Regions from separate parts of the Mus musculus genome. Here all the other regions are linked to region 1. A link is a loop called in an ENCODE intact Hi-C map of the cell type or tissue named here. Cell type or tissue: left cerebral cortex. All regions are shown on one strand. Region 1 overlaps 1700025K24Rik (RIKEN cDNA 1700025K24 gene). Region 2 has its middle 160 kb from the start of St6gal2. Region 3 has its middle 230 kb from the start of Gm32055. Region 4 has its middle 18 kb from the start of Gm26291.

Evidence for each region. A loop is a pair of places that touch in the nucleus more often than their neighbours do. Peaks named below come from ENCODE experiments on the same cell type or tissue, not always from the same donor. Only the 100,000 strongest peaks of a DNase experiment are listed, where the experiment ranks them.
Region 2: it touches region 1 in a loop (5-fold over the local background); 2 of 42 quality-filtered maps call a loop at or near these places.
Region 3: it touches region 1 in a loop (4-fold over the local background); 5 of 42 quality-filtered maps call a loop at or near these places.
Region 4: it touches region 1 in a loop (4-fold over the local background); 2 of 42 quality-filtered maps call a loop at or near these places.

What each region holds. Positions count from the first base shown.
Region 1 is chr17:54,361,196-54,366,195 of GRCm38, forward strand. The region is part of intron 1 of 1700025K24Rik (RIKEN cDNA 1700025K24 gene); the gene reads right to left. Among named protein-coding and RNA genes, the nearest start is that of 1700025K24Rik, 6.4 kb to the right of the region's middle. In left cerebral cortex, no CTCF peak of the experiment used is centred here; DNase peaks (open chromatin) are centred at 2,136 and 2,505; H3K27ac peaks cover 567 bases.
Region 2 is chr17:55,279,507-55,284,506 of GRCm38, forward strand. No RefSeq gene overlaps it. Among named protein-coding and RNA genes, the nearest start is that of St6gal2, 160 kb to the right of the region's middle. In left cerebral cortex, no CTCF peak of the experiment used is centred here; DNase peaks (open chromatin) are centred at 1,969 and 2,837; H3K27ac peaks cover 1,895 bases.
Region 3 is chr17:55,080,625-55,085,624 of GRCm38, forward strand. No RefSeq gene overlaps it. Among named protein-coding and RNA genes, the nearest start is that of Gm32055, 230 kb to the left of the region's middle. In left cerebral cortex, no CTCF peak of the experiment used is centred here; DNase peaks (open chromatin) are centred at 2,935 and 3,278; H3K27ac peaks cover 1,213 bases.
Region 4 is chr17:54,667,259-54,672,258 of GRCm38, forward strand. No RefSeq gene overlaps it. Among named protein-coding and RNA genes, the nearest start is that of Gm26291, 18 kb to the left of the region's middle. In left cerebral cortex, no CTCF peak of the experiment used is centred here; a DNase peak (open chromatin) is centred at 2,440; H3K27ac peaks cover 1,765 bases.

The DNA of each region.
Region 1 (5,000 bases):
TATACAACACGAGCCTTCCTAAATTTAACCTCTACAAATCTGGCAGTGCATTCATACAACCTTCTCAGGCTATCTCATCCTGATTGACTATGGAGGTAATGATTGATTTTATCCACTATATGTTTTGCATTCCATGTCATCAATGATCTCACATGCTTTCAAATTATTTTAGTAAAGGTTGCTTGTGTACTGCTAATACCAACATTTTCCATTAATAAGAGGTTTTAGAAGGAAAGATTACTCTCTCTCTCTCTCTCTCTCTCTCTCTCTCTCTCTCTCTCTCTTTGTGTGTGTCTGAGTATATGTGTGTGTCTCTCAGTGTGTGTAGGCAATATGTTGAGGCTAGAAGTCAATGCCTCGTGTCTTATTCTATGGCTCTCTTCATACTTTAATTTTTTTTCAGACAGGGTTTCTTGCTAAATGTGGTTTTCACCATTTTGACTTACCTTGCTACAAAGTGAATTACACAGATCCAGCCTCCTGCCTCCACTGACAATTCCTTCAATATTAGGTTTACTGAGTGAGCCACCACATCTGGCTTGTACACAAACACTGAAGATCCAAGCTCTATGCTTGAACAGCAAGATGTAGAAACTAGCTCATTTCATCTCATCTCATCTCATCTCCCCTGCAAAGGGGTTTCTGTGACAAGTTACAAGGCTTACATTGTTCTATCTGTTCTCCTTTCTCCTTCATTAGCTTGCCTGCTATCTGGGTGCCTCATCTCTGCCCTCATCCTGCTTGTGTATCCCACATGATGAAGGATATTACAGGAGCTGCTAAGTCGACATGACAAATAAGAAACATGTCCACCTGTATACCTGGCGACATCTTCATTTTAAACTCACCAAGAGACATGGTATATAACTTACAAAGACAGAAAAGTGTATATACAAAACAAAATTAAAATTAAATGCACAATGAATTGAGTTTAGAGGCAAGAAAAGAAAATCTACAATTGCCAAAATACAAGTGTGGAATGTCTATCAGTGAAAAATGATAACAAAATTTAATCTATGGCTTGAGACAAGAGTTTTTTACATCAGATTTATCTAGAGGTGTCAAGGCTGTGCTCTGAGCACTCAAAATGAACTATATCCAATACATCTAAATACAGGGATCTGAATAAATGTTCTTGTCCATGGATAAGCATTCAAACATAACTTCTTACCAGGTCAGGAGAAAACAGTTACTAGAAACAAAGACATAGATATTCAGATTTGTGTTTCATATGACCATGTAAACCAATATTTATTTTTCTCTATAGTGAGAAAATCATGAGCTTCCAAGTTAACTCTAAGAATTTTATTATCAAAATGAATATTACTTATAATGCCCAGAAAAAAGCATTAGATTGCCCTGGCTGAGTATCTCCTGTAGATCTCAGCAATGCTCCAATATGAAGTGATTCACAACCTAGGAATTCTCAGAGTCAAAATTAAAAAGAAACTAAAATGGGGGATTCACAATTAATGCACTACAAATTTAGAAAAATTAGAATACAATGCTAACTTAATTTACATAAATTATTCTCAATACTCAAAGTGGTATTTGACTACATAAGGAAAAAATGGTTAGGAAATATCATTTTATGTAGGTTAGGAAATGAACCTAAAATGTGAGAAATACTGCTTTTAGTTGTATATGGGAGTTTTCCTTCAAAGAAAAGAATGTCAGTGTTTTTAACAGGGCTGGAGAGAAAATAAACAAACCTAAGAAAACAACAAATCAAAAAGAAAACCTGAAAGACAAAAACAAACTAAAAATAGAATGTCATTCTTTCCAGGAAGAAAAATAACCAAATATTTATCTAAAGCCTAGTTTTACAGTCTGATCACAGTAGGAAGAGCATAGATGTCTCCCCCTCCCTACCTTAATCTCTGTTTCCATACAGCAAAACTCACAGGCTCCAGGACTTTTAGGTAAGACTGATCTTCCCACTGAAATCAAAACATCAGTGTAGGCAGTATAGAACTAACTAAAGGCATTTGAAAAAGCCATATGGATACCTACTATTTTAGAGTGCTTAGGGAGGAGAGAAGAATTTACTTACAGTTGTCTCACACAGGAAATTCTGCTCCTTCTAGAAGCCATTTGTTGTGAAATAAAAAGTCCAGTGCTTGTTGTAGGATGCTAAATTGTTGGTGAAATGTATACTGGAGAAAGGCCAAACAATACAGGCTTTTGCCCTTGCGCTTGGGAGCCTATTAAAACATGATGGTAAGGTCCTATTGCTGAAGGGAAAACTGATACTGGAAACCCAGGGCTTCTGTCACCTGTGTTATTAAAGGAGAACTTCTTACTACCACTTTTCTAAAACAGCATACTTAACTACCTGTATTCAAAAAACCCTTACACCCACAGACAAGCGTAGCTTTCAACCCTCATCAAGGAAACTTCTCTTTGCAACAGAGACCACCAAAGAAAGCCACAACTTGTCCAAATGCAGAGAAAAACTATTCATGGGGTTCCCAGATCCATTACATACATTTATAATAAGACTCAGAGAATGTGGAAATCTGCTTTAGATAGTATCTCTTTGAAATGACTCATGATACCTCAACCATATGGCAACTTAAACAAGATCTGACAAGGATAGCACTAGTACAGTGCTAAGGTAAGTGAAAAATCTCACAGGGACCCTAACACTGGACAAAGAACTATAGGCAACTAAGTGATATAAGAAAGATGCATGAGACCCTTTAGTTGGCTATGTAACACCAAGGTGCCAGCCCTGAAATCATATACATACAAGCAACATCAAATGGATTCACATAATTGTATTTGTATATTTATGCACATATATGTGTAATAATAACAATGTGGAAAAATTTTATACTGAAAAAATAAGACTATAAAATTAGTGGAATGCATCCCCTATGCCTTCTATGTCTTATTTTTGTGAGTTTTTATTATATCTCAAATACAGTCTTCACCTCATACTGCCAGCGAACTGTATGGCTTCTCCTGATTGCAGAATCTTTGATGTGATTAATAGAAGCAGGAGGAAAGAACTACCATATGAGACCACTGGACAACTGACTGTGAACCAATTGCTTCTCATTTGGAAGAAGTAATAGATTCTGCTGGAATCAAATGGGGTAGAGGGTTCTGGAGATGTAGCTCAGTGGTAAAGCATAAAATTCTGGGTTTGATTTATAGCCCTGAAGAAAAATGACCTGAAAATCTACGTGTAATGATGTATTTTAAGAATGAATGGTGATGTTGGGAGGGTTAGTGCATGCAGGTGGGACTACTCTAACAGTTTATTTTACACATCAACTTGACTGATGAGAGAACACCCAGATAATATTAGGTATTACTTATGCATATATATGTTAGGGTATTTCTAGAATAGAATGGTATTTTCAAATTTATATTTAAAAATATTAATGAGTTGTATGGCAGTCTAAATTAGAAAGGTCTCCGTAGGCTCATATAATTGAATGCTTAATCACTAGGGAGGGTCGCTACTTGAAAGGATGAGAGGGATTAGGAGGGATGATGGCCTTGTTGGAGGAAGTGTGTCACTCAAATGGTCTTTGAGGTTTCAAAAGTCCATGCGAAGCCTATTGTTTTTCTATTCCTACTGCCTACGGAGGAGGAGGAGGAGGAGGAAGAAGAAGAGGATATACAACACTCAGTTGCTCCTTCTCTATCACCATGTCTACCTCCATGTCACATGCTCCCTACTAATGATGATCGTGGATGAACCTCTGAAACTGTAAACAACCCCAATTTTTATTTTTGCCTTGGTTATGTTGTATCTTCACAGCAATAGAACAGTGACTAAGACAGATATACTAACTGTCCATATTTGTGGCATATAATGTCACATCTTAAATGTTCTCAACTCACCATCCTGTTACACCCAATGGATATTTATGTAAAATAGGTAATCAAATAAAAATGAATTGATAATCAATCATGAAGAATTTATTTTAAGATAATCCTGTTGTATAGATGCAATTTTACCATTCATTATTATTAAAATAAATTTGTACACTAATGAGGGAAATGTTTGCTTATTTTTAAATACAGAATTAAATATTGGGTGAATATTTGATACTATATGTAGGACATAGACTATTTTCAATATTTTCAGAGTCATCCATATTTTAATTTTGCAATTGCCAATGCTGAGGACTTCACTTTGAAGAAATACCTATTACAAAATGACAGGAGTATATTAGGTTTATTTCAGAAGTTGTTAGAAATTCTGGCCAAGCCAAAAATTAATTTAAAAATTTTTAATGGAATGCAGGTAAGCAAAGCCAACAGAAATCTTTAAAGCCAAACATCCTAACACAATGTAATATAAAGCAGACTACTTTGATTCTTGTAGTCCTCAGGATGTGGACAAAGGTGGTGGTGGTGGTGGAGGAGGAGGAGGAGGAGGAGGAGGAGGAGGAGGAGGAGGAGGAGGAGGAGGAGGAAGAGGCTTCTTGGATATTTGACCTAGGTTCTCTAGTTCTGAAGGCTTCTAACTTCAACTGAGATATATTACCAACTTCCATGTTTCTCCAGCTTGCAAATGCCAGCCTGTTGTGGTAATTCTTTACCTATACACTCATTTGAGAGAATTCTAATAATCTTTCCTTATATGTGTCTATTTCCTCTGTCCATGTGGGAAATCTTGATGGAATCATCTGCTTTTTTCATTTGTAAACATAGACACCTAGCAAGGTATTTCAAATTTCATAAAGAAATGGTTAAAAACATAGAATTGACTTACAGTATTTGGTCCAAGACAGTGAAAGCAGAATTTATTGTATTAATGCTACTAATTGATTTAAAAGCTAAAAAAAATGTGTGTCTGAGAATATGTGCAAATGAGTTCAGATGCTATGGAGACTAAAGGTCTCTTTGATACTGGAATTCTAAGTTACTGATTTGGAGCTGGGAATTGAACTTAGGTGCTCTGAAAGGAGTAGATGCCCTTACCTGCTGAGCCATCTCTTTGACACAAAAATAAGACTTTGGATATTTTAGCTACATGT
Region 2 (5,000 bases), 920 kb after region 1:
ATTGGAAAAATATCTTGTCACAAAGTCACATACCTACTTCTTAAAGTGAAATATTACCTGCAAGACTTTGGAACATGAAATCTCTTCAGTTCATTTCTGCCAAACTGAAGATATTTCATGTTCAATAGGATCACAGGAGTCCCTCTAGTGTAGAACAAGGCAGAAGAATTCAAGCCTCAGTCATGCTAGTGGCTCACATACCTGGCCAATCATCGGTGGGCTCACAACACTATCATTGGGTAGAAAGTGAAATTGGAGCTGCCCCCCTTCCACTTCCTTTGCTTTGACATATTGAACAGTTTGTGTTTAGGTCTTAAACAGAAAGTGTGACCTCTTCATAGCACAAACCAGCAAAGATGAGGTGAGAGATGCAATCTTTTCCAATTATCCTAGTTCCAACTTGTGTTTACTCTCTTCTGCTCTATGTCCCTAATTCCTTCTACCTGCTTTGTGTCATTTAAAATATGGTACCATTTCAAAGATAATGACTTACAATGGCCACTTGATCATGTCCCAACAGCCTTTAGGAGCAATCCTACATAGAAGCTTATTTGCCTACTAGTAGTTTCACTTATAAAAATATATTTTGAATAACAAATAATCAATAAGTTAAAATAGAACTTTATCATAACTGGTCTTTCTCAATTCACTTTTTAACTTTCATTTACAATTGGTGTTTAAATTGATGTACTTATAGGATACACTATTATGTACTGATACATGTATATATTGTACAATGTCCTAATTAAAGGTATGTATTATCAATTTCCAAACAATCTTGCAAATTAGTTTTAACAAAAGAATAACATGAGTGGCATGATGTTAAAAAATTTACAATTTGATTGTCTCTAATTGGGGCAACTCTAAATCCCTAACAAATGCACAAGAGAAAGTCTTCACTTGGGAGTTCTGTAAAATAGTTATGAAAACAATTCATTGGTGGCAAACATATTATGACTGGTCAGTTGCCTAAGATATTCTTACCCAAAAGATGATGCGAAACAAGAAATTAATTGTGACTTCAGCTGCCTCTCTGTGGGATTTCTGTACTTTGACATTTAGCAGTGGTGAATACAAACCTCTTCGAAATTCCAGACTCCATTTTGGAGAGTCTTTGCCTCAGTGGCTTTGCCTCAGAGTTGTTTCCATTAGAATAGTAAAAAGACCTCATTCAGTCAGAGTCTTTCATAATTTGTGTAGAACCCAGAGTTGTAGTGGAGACAAAATTTGGTCATTTCAGGGGAAAGAACACAGATTTCACAATTCCAAGTCTCTACCCAAAAGCGAGAAAAATCTATTTCAACAGGACATATGGGACCATTATTTAAAATTGTCGTGGTTTGAGTGCATCAAAGAATTTCTGAGACTCCAAAAGTTCCCAGATCTGGAGGATATTAGTCTGTTAGTATGTTGCATACATTCAAAATTCTGGCTAAACATTTCTCAACTGTCTCTCAAAAAATACATTATTCATTTTTTTTCACCAAAGAAATTCCCATTGAGTATTTTTCTCATTATAGATATTTTCCCAAGAACTGAAACAGTGAATGAGGTCTCAGCCTTCATGGACTCTTGTGAAAGATAAAATAGAGAAGAAAAGCACATATTTCATATGGAGGCCATCTTCACAGAGAATCATTGAATTAGATAGTATCCTATGTAGGACCTTCTGAACAGGTGGTCCAGGAAGACTCATTTCAGGAGATTCCTTCATTCCGGGCCACAACATAACCTGTCCACTTCAGAGGAGATGTGACTCCATTTTAGAAAGAATCATAGACACCAAAGTTCAATGACCAAATGATCAAGCAAGTGTCTGTCTCTTCTTTGTGGGTGTGAACCTAAGGCTCAACACTGAACATTTTCAAAACAATTAAAGAGTTTGGAACATAGAAATAAAAAATGTCCTGTCCCCTCCTCTCTGCTTGTTATTCTTTAAAAGAACAGATGGCCAGTCTCACTGCCAGAAAACTTTCTCCTACTTAATTTAGCACACAGATCTCTCTGCTCTCATCTCCCCTCTCATCTAGTGTCAGTACTGTAAATTTTAGAACATAATTATTTTTGGATGTCTTCCTGTTTTTTCTTGCTTCTCCAGCTAGGTCATACCTGGGCAAGTGCTGTCAGTCATTTTCTCATATTACACAAGGTGACAAGAGAATTAGTTTGTGTGCCAAAGCTCTTTCCCATTGTCCTTGGCTATAAATCCAAACGCCACTTTTCAGTTGACATTGTAGTATGCTTAGTTGCTTATCAGACAATGAGCAAGAAAAAAAAAGATAAAATCAAGTTCACGTTCAGGTTTACCTTAGTGATAATATTCGCATTCTCTTTCTTTTCTCTCTTTCCCTCTCTTTGTCTCTTTCATTGTCTATCTTTGTCTTCCTGTTGACACTGGCCCTGGAATCCCAGGATGATTATGTGGATCAGAGTCTAAATCATTAAGTATATTTTTTTAAGAATATGAAATAAATTCTCTTTTGTGGTTCCATAAAATGTATGTAGCATCTGGTTTTCTATTCTCATTTCTGATCTGGGCCTGAGACAGGATTATAAAACTCTGTTTACAAGGCTGTTAAAACCTATGAGAGTCATTGATATTTCTACCAGGGCAGAGTGAACTACTTGCTTCAGTCATGCAACTGATTACTTCTGTCTGATGCCAAAACCTATCTTAACCTAATGTCCTGGTACTGTATCTCCACAGTCAGTGAGGGCTAATGTTGTTCTGCTCAAAACATTATTTCCATGATAGGCATTAACTGCAACAAACTGCGGATGTCAGTTCAGATTCACTGGGATGCTGAGAAGCTGCGTATTAAGCTGTATTTAAGAGCAGAAGGGGAAATTCAGAGATACAGGGAGAGAATTGGATTGTCTCCTCTTCCCAGTGCTGTAACACACCTGATTAACTGTCATGAGCTATAAACAGATCATAGTGCTCTGATTAATCACTAGGCAGACCTCAATTATCAATAAATCCAGAACTAGGCCTTCAACAGCTCACTCCAGATGCCTTCCAGGAGATAAAAATATCTATGTAATTGAAGAGTGGAAAGAAAAGTGTAAGAAATAAGCTCATAGACAAGCAGTAAAGCTTATGAAAACTGAAAGATAATCAAACCCAAAAGTACTTCAGGGGATCAGTATATTGAAATGAATGTGGGTGTGTATATCTCAGCCATTCCAGATCAGTTCATTTCACCAAGATTTTGAGTTTATATATTTCAAACTTAAAAAGCAAGTAGTGTGGCAATTTCTCAAACCAGCACTCTAATTTGGAAAATAAAAGTGCCTCTTTTATAAACACTTCACTGGATGTGGAAATATCTATTTTATAAGTGCATGATGCTAATGTACACTGCCTAATGCCAGCTTTCCTACAAATAGACTTTGGATAAATAAACAGCTGGATCTTTAATTACTTGGCCTTGTTGGTCTCCTTTTCATCATTCAAAGACCAGTTTCTTCCATTTGATGGACTCTCGTCCATAACCAAAGCCCCTGACTCACAGTTTAAGTAAAAGTCTACAGTAGGACCTTGATAAAGCTTAGAACAGCCCTTCATTATTTCTTCTGGACATGTAAAAAAAAATAATACATACTTTTCTCACTGCAAATGTACTTGCCTGTTCTGGGTCTACACAAGACTAGACCCAAAAACAGTCAATCAAGTACCAGGGAGAGTTTCTCCAGGTCTTAGTCCACACAGCTGACGTATTAAGTAATGAAGGATTCTGGGCACAAGGAAATCATTTCTTTCTGGTGATTGTGCAGTGGTGCATCTACTAGACTCCAATAGATAGTTTCAAAACCTGATCATACATATGCCTCTGGAAAAACTCAGTGAGTCACAAAACAAAGCAAAAAGATTTGAATGGAGAGAGAGAATATGTAAGGAGGCAAGGGGTTGGTGGGTGTCAGAGAGTCAAAAAAAAAAAAAAGTAGGATATCTTAAAGGAAGTTAAATCACCAGAGCTAACAGTGCTTCCACCAAGAACCATACAATAACAAACCCTAGAACCAGATGCAAGAAAGCTCTTCAAAGAGTTGGCCAGGGTAGTTCAAATGACACCTAAAATAATATAGATTATCAATGTATCCTTAAGATGCATATATCTATGGATCAGAGAACATCAGGAAAGACGGGGTAGAATGATTGTAAGAACCAGAATTTTAGAAGAGACATCTTTTACTATAAATAAGACTGGTATTAACAAGATTGAAACAATCAATGGAAACTTTAACATTGAAGGGGAAATGTTTCACAGACTTCCATCCCAAGACAAAGAACTACAAATAACTATTAACTGCTCAAAGAATTAGCCTCTTCCAGGGCTCTCTATTGCTTATTCAATGTGCATCAGTAATCTTTGAAATTACGTAACAAAAATTAATTCACCAGGATCTGTGAATGTGTGTGTGTGTAACAAATATAATCAAAGAAATGTGGCAACTACTAACTTGAGAGTGAGAGAGTATAGCAGAGATAAGTTAACTAGGAAAGAATGGAGGGAAAAAGAAGATGTAATGCAATTCTATTTGATCAAAAATATTTTTAAAACTAAGCAAATATTTGAATATTAACTATCATCTATAAAAGTACAAAACTGAAAGTATGTTAATTATATAGTTTCATAAAATTGTGTGTGTGTATGTGTGTGTGTGTGTGTGTGTGTGTGTGTGTGTGTGTGTGAGAGAGAGAGAGAGAGAGAGAGAGAGAGAGAGAGAGAGAGAGAGAGAGAGATGAAAGTAGACATAAAATTGTCTAGCAGGACAAAGCACACATACTGGAGTTCCTGAGAAAGAGAAGAACTGAGTGTAAAAGAAAATATGTTCAATATACAGTATGCCCACAAATAACTTAGATAAGTAAATTATTCATTAACAACAAAGTTCATGTTTATAATCAAGTATAATAAATACATGGAAATATCATAGGAGGATATTCAAGCCCCTTTCATTATCTACTATGTAATTTGAGCCACTAATAACTGACG
Region 3 (5,000 bases), 720 kb after region 1:
TTCCTATCACCAAAACCTGTGATAGAAATGAAATTGCAACTTATAAACTAAATGAAAAAAAAAATCTTAACTTTCTTGCCCCACCTCCTCTCTTTCTTTTTCTTTCTTGTGGTCTTACTCTTTCTTTCACACACACATGCACAATGCCATAATGATATATACAAAAAGGAATTTTAACCAGCATTTATCAGTTATTATTCTTAGTGATGTTGGTATTTTTAAGTTAATATTAACAAATGAGAAAATATATGGTTTTGAAAATTACTATTACATTATTGAACAAATAGGTAGCTAAGTAGAAAAATCAATCATAGATTGAAGATCACTCTAACTTGATCTAGAGATACCACTACGGGTTTATGATCTGTCTGTTGCATTACTCTTCTGAAACATATTTCCTAGTTTTGTCCACTTGAACAGCCTGGTTACATTACTGATAATATAGTGACATCATCAGAGGCATAAGTGTGATCCCACTAAAGCAATTCCTGACTGTAATGGGAGGAGTGTCTAAGATTGATTCTTAGTAGCTCATAACTAGAAAGCAACAAAGCATCCATCAAGGCTGAATCAACTGCCAAGAAAGGTTTCAATAATTATGATGAGCATTTCTGGGAATAAAATAAGTAAATGAATGAAATATCTAAATGACTAAAACATTAAGAGAAGACCAGGTTTTTGTTTTGTTTTGTTTGAGGGGGGAAGGAAAGAAGGAAGGAAGGAAGGAAGGAAGGAAGGAAGGAAGGAAGGAAGGAAGGAAGGAAGGAAGGAAGGGAGGGAGGGAGGGAGGGAGGGAGGGAGGGAGGGAGGGAGGAAGAAAGAAGGAAAGAAAGAGCGGAGGAAGGGAAGGGAAGGGAAGGAAAGAGGGAAGAGGGAAGAGGGAAGAGGGAAGAGGAAGAGGGAAGAGGGAAGAAGAGGGAAGAAGAGGGAAGAGGAAAGAGGGAAGAAGAGGGAAGAGGGAAGGGGAGGGGAGGGAAGAGGGAAGGGAAGGGAAGGGAAGGGGAGGGGAGGGGAGGAAAGGGAAGGGAAGGGAAGGGAAGGGAAGGGAAGCAGCAAGCAAGCAAGCTAAATGTTCTAAAACATTTAGTGAAGACCTTGAAAGGCAACTATCAGTTGTTTTTGGAAGCTACACAAGCATCAATTTAGTATTTAAAAACTGGTAAAAGAAAGAAACTATTTAAATAGATCTCCAATAGCCATGCAATGATTGTGGAAAGTTCTTGATTAGACAATCATGAAGTTACTAGCTTAAATTTTTTTCCTGCATGCCCCATGATAATACCTAGGTGAGTGTTATTCTCTAGAAAATAAAACTTCAAACTAGTGGATTAAATGGGCAACACTGGAAGCCATGAGCCTCTTGATGTAATGCAATGCAAAATCTAATACTCTAATGTGAAAATGTAATGCACTGTAATGCAATGTAAAATCTAGTACTCTAATGTGAATTCCTGCTTTTAAAAAAAATAGGTACAGCATCTTTCTAGCTTGGCCTGTGGTAGTTCGAATAAAAGTGGCTCCATAGTCCCATAGGGAATGGCACTATTAGGAGATATTGCCTTGGTGGAGTAGGAGTGACTGAATGGAGGAGATATGTCACTGGGAGTGGGCTTTGAGGACTGAGAAGTTCAATCTAAACCTAGTGGTTTAGTCTTTCTTCCTGCTGTCAGTTCAGATGTAGAACTCTCAGCTCTGTCTCTGTGTCAGGCACTGTGCCTGCCTGCATGCTACCATGTTTCCTGCTATGGTGATAATGCACTCATCTCTGAAACTGTAAGTGAGCGCCAATTAAATGTTTTTCTTTATAAGAGTTACCGTGTTCTTTCTTGGTGTCTATTCACAGCAATAAAACCCTAACTAAGACATGGACTCCAAATCAAATCAAAAGCTTAAGCCATATCTTGAATAGCTTGTCTGTCACAAATGTAGAATCTACTCGGTCCCTTTTTATTCAGTTCCCCTAATTACCATCAACTATACTGTATAATAGGAAGAGCAGGATATGGAAAAGGAATAGAAGTGGACATGCTGTCAGAGTTATGTCAGTGCTACATATAACACTTTGGAGCCCTAATTCAAGCAAACCAATTCTAAAGGACATTTTCTATAAACAGAAATTGACACACAAACTGGATGAAGAATGGTACTGAAGATTTCATTTTTGTTGGATATGGAAATATTGCTACATTTTATGATTTTATCTTTTAAAAATACATTTAACTATTCAGAAAGAAAATGATACATGTCTGGGGCATGCTTTTAGGCATGGAAGATTAAGGAGAAGTTAAAGAGTTAACAAGACTAGGGATATGAATTGTTCAATCTGGTGATGGGTGTTAGTGGCTGCTCAAACTATCTTCTACTTTTGTACATCTATGGTATTTTAACTCACTGAAAATAATAGTAAAGCCAGCTGTCAGTTCTAAGCCAGACTGAATCCCTTTCAATATAAACCGGCCTAGGAAAGTTTGAATTTCAGCATGATAATTGTAAATCTCTGCAATCAAAAAATAGATATGGTTATAGACATGGTCTCTGAAATCATTTATTCAGCAACTATGACCTTGATCCACTAGAACTCAGAGTACCTCTACCATATCAGGGTGCCAGCTGTATCCCAAGTCACTGGGAATTTGAATATTTTTCTCAACCTGCAAAGTGGGTAAAAGCCACTGGGTAGTTATATCTACTGATCTCCCCAGATCTCTTAGGAGATCTGAGTCATTACAAGTTCAGAATACAGGACAGAGGGGAAGCTGAAGCTACCGGCCCCCACTTTATGAAACTGACTTTAGAGCAAGTGCAAAAATCCCCATAAATGCTCATTGAGCTGATGCTGGGCTGTGTGAACAATAGATGCCCGGATGCTGGGATGGGTTTTAGTTTAGCGAATTATCTACTTGTTTGCTATGAATAGAAACCACAGCTGCTTAGACATATTGGAGGCGTTGCTCATTTCTTTTGAAAAGTACTTTCTTTTCCTTCACAAGAACACAAGACACCAACAAAAGCTGCTCTGAACATTTCTGAGCTTCTCTTTTAAGGCACAAGTGAAACAACACAAGGGATCAAGGTTCCTATTAGTAAGACACACAGTAACGTGAATGTTTTGCTTTTCTTCTCTGAGAGAGAATACAGATGTATTGTTTGTTTGTTTGTTTGTTTGTTTGTTTTTTGCTCAGTCCAAATATCTGACAAAAGCCAGAAGAGAAAGGTATCTTTCACTCGGGTTGAAGAAGTTGCAGCCCAGCATGGCACAGATGGCACTGTGGCAGAAATGTGGAGCAGCTGGTCAGATTGCATCCTCAGCCAGGGGCTCCCACTGCTTTCTCTTTTTCATTCATTTCTAAACTTAGACTTCCCATTGATAGACAACAGCATCCACATTAAGATGGATCCTGTTCTATTAACTCTTTCAAAAAGCACTCTCAGCTTCTTTCAGCTTTTCCCTAATTCAATAACAGTGGTCCCCAGGTTTTTGTCCATTGGCTGGGTGTAAGTATCTGCAATCTGACTTTTTCAGCAGCTTGTTGGACCTCTAAGAGAGCAGTCATGCTAGGCTACTGTTTATAAACACACTATAGCATCAGTAATAGTATCAGGCCTTGGGGACTCCCCTTGAGCTGGATCCCAATTTGGGCCTGTCACTGGACTTCCATTCCCTCAGGCTCTTCTCCATTTTTGTCCCTGCACTTCCTTCAGACAGGAACAATCCTGTGTCAAAGTTTTGACTGTGGGATAGCAACCCCATCCTTCCAGTTGATGTCCTGTCTTTCTACTAGAGGTCGATCCTAAAAGTTCCCTATCCCCACTGTAGAGTATTTAATCTAAGGTCCTTCCCTGTCATAGTCTCTAACCTCCCAGGTCTCTGGTATGTTCTAGAGCCCACCCCCACGCCCCCTGATGCCTTACCTCCTATCCCTGAAGTTACCTGTTTCCATTCTTTCTGCTTGCCCTTGGGGCTTAAGTCCTGTTCCCCCTCAATATCTGATCATGTTCCTCTTTCTCCCTTCCTGCCCCCTTTCTTACTCAGGTCCCTCTCTCCCTCTGCCTCCCCACCCCAGTGATTGCTTTCTTCTCCCCCAAGTGGGATTGAGGCATCCTCACTTGGGCCCTTCAGCTTGTTAACCTTCTTGAGTTTTATGAATTTTAAATCCCATTCCCAGCAGCCTCTGTCCAACACAACATGAACTTAATGGAATCCTTAGAGGTTCTTTGTGCGAAAATTATAACTTTTTAATAATTTTTAAAAATGAAATTATATAATTTCCCCCCTCTTTTTTCCTTCATCCAACCCTGCCTATGTACCCTCCATGTTCTCTATCAAATCATGATTTCTTACCCTTTAATTATTCACACACACACACATACACACACACACACACACACACACACACACACACACACACACATTCATAACTAAATATATACATATGAGTTCCTCGGTCTGTACAATGTTACTCTTAGATATACTATTTAAAGACTGACCACATGGTATTAGATAACCAGCAGTTTTAGGAGTGTTTTGTAGATGTATCCATTAGGACTGGGTTCTACAATTTTGTATTTTGATTTGTTGTAGTTTTCTGTAATGGTCTTCATCTGTCACAAAGGGAGGTTTACTTGATGAGTTGTGACAATTACATCTTTGAGTTTGAGGAGTGTTAGCTATAAATTTCTAAGATCGATGATTTCACTAACCTTGGATAGCTGTCTGGGTCTACCAGATGTTTTCCTCATGTTGAGTGGATTTTAAGTACAATTTCAGCACAATTAGAGAGCTGTTGGTTATCACCACATCATATATGTTTATATATATTTAACTTTTGGGTTTATCATACCATGCTAATAGTGGTGGTTCATGGCATTACTGCTGGATAGTTGTTTTGCTTCTTTGTAAGTTTGCACGGGGACTTCTAGTATGATGAAAATCAGACCTCGGAGAGGAGTCTTTTGGATAAAATTATGCTCAGGTCATCAGCATCCCATGTGGTATTTGG
Region 4 (5,000 bases), 310 kb after region 1:
GGCAAAGAACAAACCTCTTGTGTATGAATCTTGCCTTCTCCAACTCATTTCTGATTAAAACTTCCTAATGTCACTTTAACTTGGAAACACTGACACTTTGGCTAACAGAAATTTATTTTGGCAGGTTTCTGATGTGGTTCTGCTGGCAAGGCTGTGAGAGCAATGAAGATGCTGGCTGGATGAGGCTGTTACACTGCAGTGGAAATTTTGTCATTGCCTGTTTTGTTTTCAGAAAATATCACTGAAACCAATAAGTAAGACAGCTTTCATTCTGACTATGAAGGAATACCTTCCCAAGCAAAATGATAGACTCTTTAAAGAGGTTCTTCCCTTTTTATTTTTCTGCACACACACACCAAAAACACTGTCACTGAACCAAGATGAGATTTTGACATACATGTATGGGATGTAAGGACAAGAGTGTGAAGTACAGTAGTTTATTAAGAAGCCTCTTTGTCTTAACAATGACTGAAAATTCCTAAAAGCCTTTGCGTCAGCGTAACTGCATCTGGAATTACTGTCAGTCTCAAGATGTGGAAGGATGTTTCCTGGAAGAGCTTAACTAAATATGAAAAATGGGAGGGAAAAACAGAGATGTCTGATTAAATTTATCTTTTGAAAACAGCCAATTCAAAGGAAAGAAATGATTCCAGGAACTTTCAGTAAGGCCTACTGAGACAATCCTTGCTTTGTGGTTTTATGCTCAGGGTGTCCCAGTGGTGAATGAGTTATTGTTCCACACGATAGCCTCTGCAGCCAGAAGCATTTATTTTTAGGGACTTTGACTAGGCAAACTCAGGACTTGTAACTTCAGTATAGACAGGAATCTCAGGGTTACTCAGGGAGAAACAGAATTGGAATTCTATTGAATATAGAAGGGAAGACATTCAGAAAAATGATAAAAGCATACATAAAGCATAGAGGAAACTTCCTTAAGAAGAGTCACATTATTAAGATATATATGGACCTCGGTTATAAACATAAAGCTTAAGAGAAAGAAAGTAATATAGGAATGTATGGGCTCTGGATAAAGTCTCAATCAGTTGTCTTATAAACATAAAGCTTAAGAGAAAGAAAGTAATATAGGAATGTATGGGCTCTGGATAAAGTCTCAATCAGTTGTCTTATTAGTCATGCACACCATATTGGTGCTTCTCAAGTTACATCGCAAAAATTTTCTGAGAACCTGTTATTTTTCTTCCTTTTGCTTTTTAGTAACTGAGATTTCAAAATGACTTTCAACATTATTCCAGTCTCATAAGTTAAAACCAGGAGCTGCTATAGACACTCAAGGGGTTTAGTTCATGCTGCTTTCTGTAAATGGGATTTCTGGTGAGATGCTTAGAAAAGCACAGGTTTTCATCTAGTAAGAAAGAAAGCCCTTAAATATATGTTACTGGGCTGGATTCTGGATTTTCAACTGACAAGAAGCTTCAGGCAATATTGAGTAAGTGCCTCATTTTCTTTTCCAGATCCCTACAGTTTTCCCCATCTTGTATCCTGCCTCAAGATTAGAAGAACATGAGTGTGGAGTGATGGAGCTTAAGCAACACAAGGCAGCCCATAGATGTACTGGTTTGTTGTTTTGAATTTTCCTCTTTTCCAAATGCATTCCTTAATGGGTTGAGCCATGTACTAGATATTTAAGATGTTCTGAGAGATTGTACCTAGATGCCAAAATCTCCTTCCAGTAAAGGATACACAGTTAGATTAGGAAGATTAACTGTTCTCAGAAAGCTGGGAGACTCCATGCAGTAGCCTCTTATTCTACCCTTGATGGTAACAACTCATATTCTTACAAATGCTAGAGAGAAACTCTGTTGTTTATTCTCTTTGTTCCCATGCCATGCAAAGAATTCCTGAATACCAGACCCCAAATCTAGGACCAGCTTCTACCAGAAGACATGCAATCAGCTAACAACAGCTGCAGTGTAAATGAACTGATACTCCTCTCCCAAATCTGTATCTCTGCCTCTTTTCTTTGAACTTCTGTATTTTAACATTTAAAAAACTAAAGGGAGAAGCCATCCTTTTTATCTTTGACAACTCAGCAAACAGATGTACTATAGCTCTGAGTAGGCATTAAAATTCTTTGTTTCAATGGCAAAGGGGTATACAAATAAAGCCCCCATTTTATGTCATGCAAAAGAATAGATGAATCACTCTGCTGACTTGCAGGACTAAGATGTGGTAATTGAAAATTTGACAAAGTAGATTGAAATACATTTAGCCTGTTCTGTAGGATTCTGGGAGTTCTTTATATAGCTTTCTTATTTCTATCTTTCTCTTTTCATGGAAGGAAAGAATGTGAGAAAAGGAAACAAAGGGGGTAGCACTAGGCAGCTGCTTGAACACTCTCGGAACTAGAATTTGTTGCTGGGAAGTTATAAGACACTTCTGTTTAATTTTGCATTTGCTGGTATTTTTGTCTTCTTGACATTGAGTCTTTCAAAGATGCTTAATTCAGTGTTGTGGGAAGAAGCTTATGTTGCGCTATCTCATTTTTCAGCCAGAGAGCAATCACACTCAATCTTGCAAGGTGTTTTGTGAAACCATTTTGTGTGTAATAGCATTTGGTTGTTTTAGCTCTTGAGTTTTGGTTGTAAAATGCTGTCTTTTGTGTTTCCTCCTGTGAGAAAATTCATTAAAAGGAAAGACAGGATGACCAAAGGCAAACTCAGAAACTAGCAGCATCTCTCCTGCTGAAGCACAAAAGATAGAGTGATGTTGATAACCTCCCTACATGAAATCCTCCCTGCCTGGCCTCTCCCCAACTCCCTGGCTGGGTCTAAAAATACATTCCAAGAAAGGAAAATCCACACTGTCATTGATAGGCTTTTTAGAAAGCTCAGCCTCTGTTTTCCCAACAGGTAGTAACACTGTTTTTTTTGAAAGTAAAAGAAAATTTGAGCACACTCTCATTATATCTAGTCATTTTCAAGGTCAGGTGCAACTACTCCCTAGTTTGGGAAGGATGGGCTCAGAAGACAGCAAAAGCATCCTTTTGAGCCGATTTCTATGGGTGCATTGCTGTGGTGTGGCTCCAGCAGAGATGGGCTATTACAGACATCTTTCATAATGCAAGTATAAAATGTCTGTAATTCTTTAACATCTGGTAACTGATGTTGGCAGCTACATGGGAAAGGAAAGGCTGAACCAGAACAAATAGAATGGTTATATAAATTGTTGTTGCTCAGTTAAAGAGACTAAAAATTAGGCCAATATTCACAAACTGTAGTGAAATCAGATCTCATACATAGTCATGAGCGCTAAAATTTAGCTTAGAGTAAGAGAGACCCCCTCATTTTTTACATACTTATGTAGAAAGACCAGACAAGAAAATTATGCTAGAAGACACACAAAGTAGGGATGCAGAGAAAAGCTTTCACGAGCTTTCAATGGAACCTAAACATCAGAGAATACATTTACTCTTTCTAAAATACCTGCCTTTTTGTCCCTCCCTCTCTATGCTGGGAAAAAAATGCAAGTTTGAAAACTACTGAGGGTTTTTGTTCTGAGTGTTTATACTGAGGATGATGATACACTGACTAGTACATTACTATGAGAGTATTTGCCTCTCAATTAACATGGCAATGCGTTCTTAAATTAAGAATGCATAATACTGCTTTGCATTTGATAATTCTCTTAAATCTATTTTTCCATATGTTGAAGCTAGAATATATTCATGATTAGTGGTTTATAGGAAGGATGTGAGGAACAGGGTGGCATGAAAGTTGGTTTGGTTATAACCAATGTGTGCTGTATGTATTGGTGGAAATATTCCCATTATTAATTATAATCAACATATGCTAATGAAAACCTAGTATCATAATATCACTAAGAGTGAACTGGAAACTGGATAATCTAATGACAATGACATGTGGTATTATACAACATGCTTACTTTATTAGAGATCTAGCTGGATAAAAGCAGGCTCGGAGATAGTTGAAGATTCAGCCTTTCCTCAGGATCAGCTTTTGAGGCGCCATCTTCATTTCCCTTCAGAGTCACTCATGAAGTGGAAACTTAAGGGTTATTTGGATAGTCGGTTGTGTTGGATGGTGTTTTGCTGCGGCAAACTTGTGAAGGAACATTTTGCTGTATCAGACTCAGGTGAGAGGATGTTCTGCTAAAGCAAGCACATGAAAGGACACATGATGAAGAATTCTTTGAAAATGACGCCTGTGTATTGGTCCGCTTCGCACTGGGTAGTTGAGTTCCATACTCCATTGAGAGAAACACAACAAAAAACTTCTGGTGGGGTGCTGTAGTTTCTTGCCACTTCTGCAGATTTGTGCTGATTGGCAGAGTGATGTTAGCTGAGACAGAATCACTGACAAGTCAAGACAGGAGATGAGGCAAGACTCAGGGAGGACACATGATATTTGGAGGGAGTACAAATAGGCCCAATGGACTGTAATGTAGGTGGGCTAGGTTCGCTTATAGAGTGAGCTGTACATTGTGTTGGTCTGATGTCTTTACTCATCTTTGCTTAACTGAGAGAGACACAGCCAAGAATTTCTTCTGGCATTTCTGCTGGTCCCTCCTGCTGACTTGTGCTGAGATTGAGGCCTGGCTCTGCTAGGTAGGGCCACTATTGTTGATTTGTGTCAGCTATCCTGACTCTATCAAACTGGACAGTTGTTATATCTGTGCAATGTTTGCAAGTGGATCTAGCAGCTGCTGCTGACTTGTGAAATGAACTACCATTTCTAGACAACACAGATGGGAGTTGCTCTAAAGACCCATTTCTAAACAGGTCCATCTCCCCATATCTTTTTTTTTTTCCTACTACCTGTTGTGGGTGGTAGGCTAAAAAGGAGGTTAAAGTGTTTAAGAACCATCAATAAAAATAGGTTTTGAAAAAAACTAAAATAACACACTAATTTTAAGAAAGGGAAAATATCACAATTGTTTTTCATTATTTGAAATAGCATAAGAAAGAAAACAGTGGAAGTGGCAGGGATTTTGATAGGCAATTTCCCAATAAAACATGGCTA